Regions from separate parts of the Homo sapiens genome. Here region 1 is linked to region 2. The links are chromatin contacts, found by Hi-C or POLR2A ChIA-PET in ENCODE. All regions are on one chromosome and are shown on one strand. The core of a region is the stretch at or near the end of the contact, and the rest is flanking DNA. Distances in the headings are between cores, read along the strand shown.

The links. A loop is a pair of places that touch in the nucleus more often than their neighbours do. ChIA-PET counts read pairs that join two places held with the same protein, here RNA polymerase II (POLR2A). Pooled maps may share reads with other maps.
Region 1: a loop to region 2 is called in a pooled map, with 2.9 times the contacts of the local background. The contact joins the promoter of PSMA1 here to the enhancer-like site in region 2. A Hi-C loop is called at or near these places in 4 of 37 single-sample maps with no recorded cell type and 10 of 50 pooled maps. POLR2A ChIA-PET finds 5 or more read pairs at or near these places in 10 of 52 experiments (B cell, CD4-positive, alpha-beta T cell, H1 and 6 more).

Annotation. Positions count from the first base shown.
Region 1 is chr11:14,518,603-14,524,167 of GRCh38, reverse strand. PSMA1 (proteasome 20S subunit alpha 1) reads left to right here and starts at 3,782. Exons shown (of 10, transcript NM_002786.4): 1 at 3,782-3,871; 2 at 5,127-5,171. The coding sequence starts at 3,869. RefSeq lists enhancers at 3,651-3,840, 3,375-3,989.
Region 2 is chr11:14,552,004-14,558,020 of GRCh38, reverse strand. It overlaps a transcript of PSMA1 not described here. Among named protein-coding and RNA genes, the nearest start is that of PSMA1, 35 kb to the right of the region's middle. Within about 2 kb of position 2,985, at least 2 of the 41 ENCODE cell types and tissues checked have a DNase peak (open chromatin) inside an H3K27ac peak, as active enhancers do; they include CD4-positive, alpha-beta T cell, where a contact is called at or near this core.

The sequences.
Region 1 (5,565 bases), core at 2,533-5,032, 35 kb after region 2:
CTTCCTCCCTCTCTCTCTCCCTCCCTTCATTTTTTTTTTTTTTTTTTTTTTTTTTTTTGAGACAGGGTCTTGCTATGTTGCTCAGGCTGGTAACTCCTGGCCCTAAGCAATTCTCCTGCATTAGCAGGAGAAAAAAAAGTGTCGGGATTACAGGTGTGAGCCACTTTGCCTGGCTTCCAATGACCTTTAAAGAAGTAGTACTATGTTCGCTGACCTAGTCTTCCTACAAAATATCTTTATTGATCAGTTTTTCAGCTTCTGATTAATGCTCAAGATGTATCTTGAGGCCGGGCATGGTAGCTCATGCCTATAATCCCAGCACTTTGGGAGGCCCAGGCAGGAGGATAGCTTGAGTCCAGGAGTTTGAGACCAACCTGGGCAACAAAGTAAGACCTTGTCTCTACAAAAAAAATAAAATTATCTGGGCATGGGGGTACTTGCCTGTAGTCCCAGCTACTTGGGAGGCTGAGGTAGGAGGATCACTTGGGCCCAGGAGGTCCAGGCTGAAGTGATTGTGCCATTGCACTCCAGCCTGGGCAACAGAGAAATACCCTGTCTTAAAAAAAAAAAAAAAAAATGTATCCTGAGAGCTGAGGAGCTGAGTATGGTGGCTCACTCCTGTAATTTCAGCACTTTGGGAGGCCAAGGAGGGAGGATCACTTTAAGGCCAGGCATTCATGACCAGCCTGGGCAACATAGTAGGACCCTGTCTCTACAAAAAATTTTAAAATTAGCCAGGTATGGTGGTGTGCACCTGTAGCCCTAGCTACTTGGGAGGCTGAGGCAATAGGATGGCTTGAGCCCAGGAGTTCAAGGTTACAGTGAGCTATGATCATGCCACTGTACTCTAGCCTGGGCTACACAGCTAGACTCTGTCTCTAAAAAAAAAGTTGTTGTTGTTGTTGTTTTTAACGATGTATCTTGAGCCAAATCCCCAAAACACACAAAGAGGAGCTGAAAATCATATAAACCTTTAATAAGCCCTTGGGACTTTCATTCTTAACAAAAAGGTCAACCAAATGCCCCTTCTTTTGGTCTACAAGTAGAGCTTTGATAACAGCCATTCTGAAGAGTACAGACAATTGCTGTGAATAAAGGATGTATCGCAAAGCCCCAGATATTTGCTTAGGAAATAATTATCAGAAGGACAGGTTTGGAGTGATAGATCTATCACTCATTCATTCAACAAATGTTTAGTGAGTGCCTACTATATGCCAGGCTTTGTTTCAGGTACTAGGAATATCTCAGTAAATTTTTAAAAAGTCAAAAAATTATGTTTGGATATTTATGTGATTCCCTGTTGCATATTTACAATGTGTGCTTCAACTTTTATTTAAACTAGATTCAGTGGGTTTCTTTTATTTGTATCCAAAAGGCCCTTTCTATAAAAGTGACACAGTAATAAGAGGTTACCATCCCTAATTACAGGAAGCTCCTACAAGTCAGTAAGAAAATGATTAACACAATAATATGAGGAAAGGAATGAAGTGGCAATCCACTAAAGTAACATAAACAGCCAAGAAATACAACAAAAGATTTTTTTACTAGTAATAAAAAACTATAAATAAAATTAAAAATTAAAGAAACAGGTTTTCTTTTTTGGCCTATCAAATTGATAAAAGTAAAAAGTACTTATAATATCCAGTGTTGGTAAGAATACAGAGAAAACTGACTCTCAGGCAGCGTAGAATATTAAATGGATATAACTTTTTTTGCAACTCAGCCATATTTATCATAACTGTAAATGTAAGTTCCCTTTGACCCCACAATTCTACTTCTATGAATTCTTCATCAGGTAAGGTAATTATGCACACAATAGGTGTGTATGTACAAGAATATTCATTATAGTATTTTTATGATACCAATAACTTGGAAACAATTGAATTGCACACTAATAATTAAGCAAATTATTATATTTCCATACAATAAAATACTATGCGACTATTGAAAATAATATAGACCATTACTTATGGACATATGATAGCTATAACTTTTTAAGTGTATTAATAAAAACAGTATCATCTTATTTTTAAAAATTGTATATTTATTACACATCTGTGTGAGGCATGTGACTAGAGAGATATATATGGAAAGAATTTTCAAAATGTTTATGTAGTATATGACAATTTTTAAATGAGCATTTATTTAATCAGTTAGCACTATTTATAAACACTTAATATGTGCTACGCATTGTGCTAGGTCCTGGAGAAACGAAAGAGAACAATCTATTAATTTAATCTGTTAATTTAGTCCACCAAATCAACAGTGTTTTTCAGAAATACGACAATAACCAGTGTTGATGAATTAGAGAAGGTAACCTCATATACTACTGTTGAGAGTATATGTTGGTAAAACATTTCTGGAGAACAATTTAGTACTTTGTTTTTTGTTTTTTTTTTTTTGAGATGGAGTCGCACTCTGTCGCCCAGGCTGGAGTGCAGTGGCACGATCTCAGCTCACTGCAACCTCCGCCTCCCGGGTTCAAGCGATTCTCCTGCCTCAGCCTCCTGAGGCACGCCACCACGCCCGGCTAATTTTTGTATTTTTAGTAGAGACGGGGTTTTACCATGTTGGCCAGGATGGTCCGATCTCCTGACCTCGTGATCCACCCGCCTCTGCCTTCCAAAGTGTTGGGATTACAAGCGTGAGCCACCGCGCCCGGCTTTTTTTTTTTTTGAAACAGAATCTCTATTGCCCAGGCGGGCTGGAGTGCAACGGCGCGACCATGGCTCACTGCAACCTCGATCTCCCTGGCTCAAGAGATCCTCCCACATCAGCTTCCCGAGTGGCTGGGACCACAGGCCCATGCCAACATGCCCAGCCTTTTTTTTTTATTATTCTTATTCTTATTCTTATTCTTATTATTATTGTAGCGACGAGGTCCCACTGTATTAAAATAATATAGTGATCTCAAACTCCTGGGTTCAAGCGATCCTCCGCCCTCGGCCTCCAATAGCGCTGGGATTACAGGCGTGAGCCACCACACCCAGTCTCTTTTTTACAAAGAATATAAATAGCCGGTGGATGTCAGACTATTTCGTTATGGAAAGATGCTCTCAAAAGACGAAATAGATAAATCGAAAGAAAGTGTCCATTTTTTCTCAGTGGCCTAATCTGTCAGGTACCATGCTTGGTTTTGGGGGCATAGAAAGACATTAGCGCCCTCATGGAGTTCAAAGTCTGGTGGAAGAAATCAATCATAATAACAATGAGGGGTTAACGACAACAGACCCTTGAAAGATAACATCTCCAGGGAATAAGGAAGAGCATTCCAAAGTATTTTGCCAAATGGCAAAAACCGCAGTTACTTTTGCACCAACCTTAATGCAAATAAAAGCATGTACACAAACAAGATACTCGAGGAAGAATACAGCTGACACACAGAAACGGATCGTTATCTTGTGGCTTTCCTGCAGCCTCGTTCCTTTCAGTCACATAACACCCCAAATCTGTGGACGGTTAATGAGAGCTAGTATCACCCAGAGTCACGGCTGTTGACTCGGACGACTTTAGATGCAGCCCGCCAGCGGGAGAAACTGGAGGGAATCCGCCATACACAGGAACCTAGAAGGGCTACGTGACAGGGGCTGCCCCGCAGCTCTCAGCCGCCGGCACTCCCAGCCAGGTTTTCCCGCCAGTCTCAGTTCCTAGATCTTCCGAGGCTCCGCCCGCCGCCGAGCGGTCGGAAAGTTTTAAGGAGGGGGAAGTGTTGCAAGCCTATCGATATCTCTGGAATAGACTGCGCTACCCTGCGCCGCCGCCGTCAAACTCCCGCAGACTTCTCTGTAGATCGCTGAGCGATACTTTCGGCAGCACCTCCTTGATTCTCAGTTTTGCTGGAGGCCGCAACCAGGCCCGCGCCGCCACCATGGTACGTTGAATCCCGATCTCTGGAAGGTTTAGGGCAGAGCTCTGGTGACTGGGGGATGACGAGCCACCTCTCCTGTCATCCTTAGCGTCGCCCGGTGCCACGAGGTATGAGAGCCTCGGCAGACGGCCGGGCTCCGGCAGTGATTCAGCATCTCCGGCCTGGCCGGGCTAGGGGTTATCGGTAGCCAGTGCGGCCTTTCCACCGCTTTCGCTTCCCGGGGAGCCTCCGACACTTCCTCCTCGGTCAGCTAGATGAGTTCGCCCCTCAGGTTCCTTCAGTGGAGTAGATTCTGAGCGGTCCAGAATAGCTCCTAGTGCTGTGTATGGGAGAGGAGAAGACAGAGACTTGACTTGGAGGCCTACCTGTACCACCAGTGCGGACTTGACCCCCAGGTTTGTGTTCCTGGACAGCGTCCGTTTTCCTGGTGGGTCCGTCTATTTATCTCTCGCCTAGACTTCGATTAGAAGAGGCCCTTTTCAATCATTTTGTCCAGTCACCTAGTTGCGGATGAGTAAGCCGAGGCTGAGAGGGGAAGTGATGGAATCAGGGTTACAATATAGGGTTCTGGGTTTCCAGTTCTGTCTGCCATTCTAGCACTCAATCTCACTCCCATGACTATTATTATAATAGTCGTAATAGCCGTAATGGTTCTATCGCTGCAGCTATTTGTGTCCACCTCTAACTTTGTGAGGACATTTTTGTTCATTCAATGTGAATATACAGACAGCACTTGTACAGGCATAACTACAGTGAACATTAAAAAATAAGTCATACATGTCCCTAATCATAAAAACAGAAAGGGACGTTTAGATAAAGAGCTGTGGGAGTATATGTTAGGGGGATTTGGGAAGAAAAGGAGAAGACTTCAAGAAATCGACATTTAAGCTACCTTAAAGAAAAGGAAGACTTTTAACCATTTATTAGGGCCCAATAAAAGGGAGCAGCATAAGCAAAAATAGGCAAGAAAGTTGATTGTGAACTTTAGTAATTGAGCCTAAAGGGGTTGATATGGAGGGTGTTAGAATAAGAGTTTGGAAAAATAGGACCCATTTAGATCTGCTTCTCCCTCTCCCACGAGTTTATGGTAAATGTAGAATTGGCTTACATCTGAGTACAGTAGTAATCTTCCAGTAAGACTGCATGAACAGAGTGCCTTAACATTGAATGGAAATACAAGCATATTTCTTAATGAATGTTAAGAGTTGGGATTTGAAATGTTCTTCTATTAACAGGTATTTTTTTCTTTTACTTTTAGTTTCGAAATCAGTATGACAATGATGTCACTGTTTGGAGCCCCCAGGTAAAATAATGTTTTTAAACCTTTTCTGTGAAGTGGCTTTTTGTGGCTGCAATATATTTAGAAACTTGTGAGAGCGTAGGCTTGGGGAAAATGGAATATAATTATTTTAGACGTTCTTGGAAGTTGCATTTATAATTAAAATAGGTTTCCTGATGGACCTAGAGGACATTATGTTAAGTGAAATAAGCCAGAAACAGAAAGAAAAATGTTTCATGCTCTCACTTATATGTGGAATCTTTTGTTTAAAAGGGCAAATATATATATAGAGAGAGTAAAACAGTGGTTACCAGGGTAGGGGGTGGCAGTGGGGAGGAAAAAAGAGGAGATACAAAGTAGCAAATATGTAGGTTGAGCAAGTGGAAAGATCTAATGTACAACATGAAGACTACAGTTA
Region 2 (6,017 bases), core at 1,736-4,235:
TTTGTTTTGCTCCTGAATCAGGATTCAGATTCACTCATACTGGGACAAATCAGAGAAAGCTGAAAGAAGGACGATAAATAGCACCATGGAACCCTGGACAATTCTGCAATTGGAGGCACCAGATGTCTCTGAAGATGGAATTGTGGGGTGTAGGTAGAAAGAAAAGATTATTTGAAAGCTTTATAATGACCGTTTAGATCCCCAGATCTTCTTCCCAACATACTATTGTCAAATGACTGCTCTTCTGTTACCCAGGAAAAAGCCTGAAGGTTTATTCTCATGAAAGGCTGGGTCAAACGCTCTGGGCAGTATATGCTAGACACAACTGAAAACAAGGGATTTAAATGGAAGTCTACAGACTGAATGATGAATTCCCTCACCCCTCTAGGAGTGAGGGGAAAACAGAGAACTAGAAATAGCTTTTAGAAATAAAAATGTGATAGCAGAAATTTTAAAATTGAGTAGAAAAATTAAAAGATGGCCAGGCACGTTGGCTCACGCCTGTAATCCCAGCACTTTGGGGGGCCGAGGTGGGCGGATCACGAAGTCAAGAGATCGAGACCATCCTGGCCAACATGGTGAAACCCCGTTTCTACTAAAAATACAAAAATTAGCTGGGTGTGGTGGTGCGCTTGTGCACCTGTAGTCCCAGCTACTCTGGAGGCTAAGGCAGGAGAATCACTTGAACCTGGGAGGCGGAGGTTGCAGTGAGCCGAGATCACACTACTGCACTCCAGCCTGGTGACAGAGTGAGACTCCGTCTCAAAAAAAAGAAAAATTAAAAGATAAAGTTAAAAAAATCTCCCAGAAGAAAAAGGAAAGATAAGAAACCTAGAAAGTCAGTTCAGGTGATCCAACAACTGAATCAGGAGTTCTAGAAAGAATGAGCAGGGTGCAGTCGCTTATGCCTGGATTCCCAGAACTTTGGGAGGCCAAGGCAAGAGGATCACTTGAGGCCAGGAGTTTGAGACTGGTCTGGGCAACACAGTGATACCCCCATCTCTACAAAAAATAGAAATAAAAAAAGTAGCTGGGTATGCACCTGTAGTTCCCACTGCTTGGAAGGCTGATGTGGAAGGATTGCTTGAGCCCAGGAGTTGGAGGCGACAGTGAGCCATGATTGCTCCACTGTACCCTAGCCTGGGCAACAGAGCAAGTCCCCCAGTTCTATAGATTTAAAAGTAAAATGTCAAAAACATTCTATGGAGAAAAGATAGTCTTCCAACAAATAGTGCTAGAGCAACTGGATGTCTATAGGCAAAATAATGAACTTCAACCTAAACTTCACACCCTATAGAAAAACTAACTCAAAATGGATAACAGATTTAAAAGTAAAATGTCAAAAAAATTTTTTCTCAAGAGTAAGCAGAGAAAGTGGAGGGGAGGGAATTACTAAAATAAGATGCCTGAAGCTGATATGGCCTTTTAAAAAAGAATACACATGGTAGTTTCTCAAAGCTGAAGGAAATGTGTTTTCAGATTTAAAAGGCCTATTGTGTTGACGTTCATTCCTCATACAGAATGAAAAAGGACACTATTCTAAGGTGTATCATCATGAAACATTAAAAAAAGAAGATTCCAAAACTTTCCAGAGAGGAGGGGAAAAAACCCTTTCATGTCCCGTAGGAAATATTATTAATGTAAAACATATCAACAGCAACATGGAAAGTTAGAAGACAAAGAAGTAATGCCTTTAGAATTCTGAGAGAAAATTTTTCCAACCTAGAAGTCTATACTCAGACTTTCACTCAAGTGCAATGCTAAATTTAAAACATTTTCAGTCATGCTAGGTCTCAAAGAAATACACATTCCATAAACTTTTTCTCAGGAAGCTATTGCAGGATAAGCTCCACCAAACCCAGTGAGTAAACCAAAAGGAATATAGGAGATCTAAGGAAACAGGAGATCCAACAAAAGGGGGATGTGGAGGAATTCCCAAAATGATGAAAAGGGGGCATCTCAAACAGCTGGAGAGCTGCCCTGGACAGCAACAACCCAGACCAGAGCCGGACAAGGAAGGTCCCCAGGGTGACATCCAGAAGAGAAGTCAGTGAGAAAACAAAACTGATAGAAGGAGAGATTTATAATTCTGTTAGAGGGCTAGGGAGAAATTAGTGATTAATTCATGAACATTGATGTTTTAAAAAGACAATTATTAACTAAAGGGAAAACAAAATGATTGTATCAGATATGAAGTGAACATCAAGCAGTTCATCTGTGAACAATATTTTCTTAGGCCTAATAATTTAAACACTGAAATTGTGATGTAATGGGAGGATGGGGATAGGTGAAGGGTTTATGTTGGAGAGGGTGGTAGAAGAAAACTAGATCCTAACCACCATAGTAGGAAATCAAGAGATGATATCTAAAACTGAAAAGTCAAGAGAGAAAAAGTACAAGCACCAGAAGAAATGGCTAAAGATGTGACTACAGTTAGCTGTGTGGAGCAAAACACAGAGGTGGGGAAGAGTGAGCAAAATACTGTTTCTTTTTGTTGTTAAAAGCCTTGGATTTGACTTTTTATGCTATGTGCTTATATATTTTTTCTTTTATTTTTATTCCTCTAGATATGATGCCTGAAGAATTCTTGTATGTTTCTATTTTTTAAAAGACTAAAGCAAAAAAAATTTTAAAGAGGAAATAAGAGAGAAGGGAAAATTAGGGTAGAAAAAAATAAGATGAAGTCAGAAGTAATGCACATCATCCAGTACACATCATTGCTAAAGATAGGCTGAAAATTTGGTTCTGAGCTTTTTAGCAGCAAGCATAAAGTGGGAAATGTAATTGTTTACATGGTTTCACAATGTCCAAGAGATAAAAACAAACCACTTACTCAGGAGAAATATAGCTATTCCTGGTACTGCGATCTGAGAGACAGTTCTCCCATCTGTTCTCCTAAAGAGGACACATGTGACGTAGTGAACCACATCCTCCTTAACTTGCCAACAGTAAATGCAACAATAAGTTTCATAGAGCTGTTTCTTGTCATGTCTCTCAACATAGGTGAATGGCAAAATGCCAATGCAGTGCTCAGTAAAAGCAACTCTATGAAGAAATAAAAATCTGTTTAGAGAGGCAATAAAGCATAGTAGTAAGAGTGTTGGCCTGGGTTCCAAATCTATCTGTCAAACAAGTTACTTAACTACTTTGTACTCAGTCTTCTCATCGATAAAACTGGTCTAATAATACCATCTCATAGAATTTTGTGAGTTATGCATGTGAAGTACTTAGAACAATGCCTGGCATATATAAGCACTAAAAAAATCCGTTTAAAAAATCCACTTTTAAAAAAAGTGAATCTTACATGTTAAGGCTACTGTAAAGAAAACAGTGTGATATTGATGGAGAGATAGACACATAGATCAGTGAAATATAATAGAGAAATATATCACACAAGTATAGCCAACCGATTTTCAACAATGTTGCAAAAAAAAATTCAATGGAGAAAAGATAGTCTTCCAATAAATAGTGCTAGAGCAACTGGATGTCAATAGGCAAAATAATGAACTTCAACCTAAACTTCACACCCTATAGAAAAACTAACTCAAAATGGATAACAGATTTAAAAGTAAAATGTCACACTATAAAATGTTTTCACAAAAACAAAGGAGAAAACCTTCAGGACTTAGGGCAATGTGAAGAGTTCCTCAACATGATACCCAGAAATGATCCTTAAGAGAAAAATTGATAAATTAGACTTCATCAAACTTAAAACTTTTGCTCTGTAAAATATCACATTAAGAGAATGAAGACAGACACAGGCTGAAAGAAGGTGTCTGCAAACCAAAAACCACTGCAGAAAATATAGTAAACCAAACATCTGACAAAGGACCATAAAGAACACTCAAAAATCAACATCAAGGAAACAATCTAATTAGAAAATAGGTAAAAGACATGAAAATATATTTCTGCAAAGAGGATATACAAATGGCAAATAAGCAAATAAAATATGTTCAATGTCATTAGCCATTAGGAAGATGCAAATTAAAACCATGATGAGATATCATTATATACCTATTAGGATGGCTAAAATAATGACAATACTAAATGCCTGTGGAGAAAACTGACTCTCTCATATATCGCTGGTGGTAGTGTAAAATGGTATAGCCACTCTGCAAAATAGTTTGGCAATTTCTTAAAAATCTAAACTTATACTTACCACATGATCTAGCAATCACATTCCTAGGCATTTACCCAGAGTAATGAAAATTTATGTTCACACAAAAACCTATACAAGAATACCCATTGTAAGTTTATTTGTAGTAGCCTAAATTGGAAACAACCCAAATGTCCTTCAATGGGTGAATGGCTAAACAAACTGTGGTGCATCTATATCATGGAATACTACTCAGTAATAAAAAGAAACAATCTATTAGTACATGCAACAATTTGTATGAGTCTCAAGAAAATTATGCTGAGTGAAAAAAAAAAGCCAATCTCAAAGGTTGGATATTGTATGATTTCATTTATCTAACATTCCTAAAATGATAAAATTACAGAGATGAAGAACAGATTAGTGGCACTAGGGATGGGTTGGGGGCAGTACAGGTGTGACCATAGAGAGGTAGCATTTGGGATATTTGTAGTAATAAAACAGTTCTGTATCTTGACTTTTACTGTTGTTACATCAATTTACTACATGTGATGAAATTGCATAGAACTACACACACACACGAGTATAGGTAAAAACTGGTGAAATTTGAATAAATTCAATGGATTGTACCAATATAAATTTCCTGAATTTAATATTGTACTATAGTTATGTAAGATGTTACCATTGGGGGAAACAGGATAAAGGGTACACAGAACGTCCCTGTACTATGAATTTCCTATGAATCTATAATAATTTTAAAATAAAAAGTTTCCAAAAAAATGTATCTTATAAAAAATGTTATAGGCTGGGTGTAATGGCTCACACCTGTAATCCCAGCACTTTGGGAAGCCAAGGCAGGAAGATCGCTTGAGCCCAGGAATTCGAGATCAGCCTGGGCAACATTGGAAGAACTCATCTCTACAAAAAGTAAAAAGTTAGCTGGGTGTCGTGATGCATGCCTTAGTCCCAGCTAATAGGGAGGCTGAGGTGTAGGGATTGCTCGAGCCCAGGAAATTGTGGCTGCAGTGAGCTATGATAATAGCACTACTACACTCCAGCCTGGGTGATAAAGCCAGACCCTGTCTCAAAAAAAAAAAAAAAAAAAAAGTTATATAAGCTCTATAATAAAACTTCATTAATTAGGGATTAAAGTTTACCTTTATTTAACAAACTGTGTATTGTATAAAATTAGAATTAAACATTTGGGATGTTGGTAGAAATTATAGAAATTCATCAAGTTTTGCTCTTGCAAAACTTGGTGAAGGCAAAGGGGCCCAGGGGGACTCTAATGCAGATGCTCACTGCTTCAAGAAGGCAAGTAGCATATTTTCAAGAGTTGTTAAAGAATAGCACTTATTACCATAGAGTAATTGTCTTGCCCTTATCTTTTCAGGTTCAAAATTTTGATTTCCTAGCATGAATTCATATTAACTGAGCTCACAGGACTGATGTACTATGTGTGACAATCTCAGCCGCAATTTCAGATGTGCAAGAAAAAAACAAGTTTCTCTCTCTTCTTTAAATCAACTTATTTTGAACTCCACATCCCCATCATATGAGCTGGAGAGAAATTCAGCCTAAGTAATTCCTTGCCAAGGCACTGTTGGTCTGGTTACTGTCCAGACACCCACTGTTGTAGTCTGAAGGGCACTCTCAGGAGTAGAGACTGTGGCTTTTGTGATGCTTCGGACTCGGGAACTTTTCGTGCTGAGGATCCAGCCTCCATGGGCACTCCAATTGCTCTCTGAGGTCTTGCTATCTTTCTGTGCTCTGACATCTCACCCTCTCCAGCCTCAGGGAAACTCCTAGAGAAGCCTCTTTCCTCTCTAAGATCATTTCTGTCTCAACCCTCCAAGAAATCCAGCAACATCTAGTCAATCAGCTTAGCTTTTCCAGAGCTGAGGAAAACCACTAACTTGAAGCT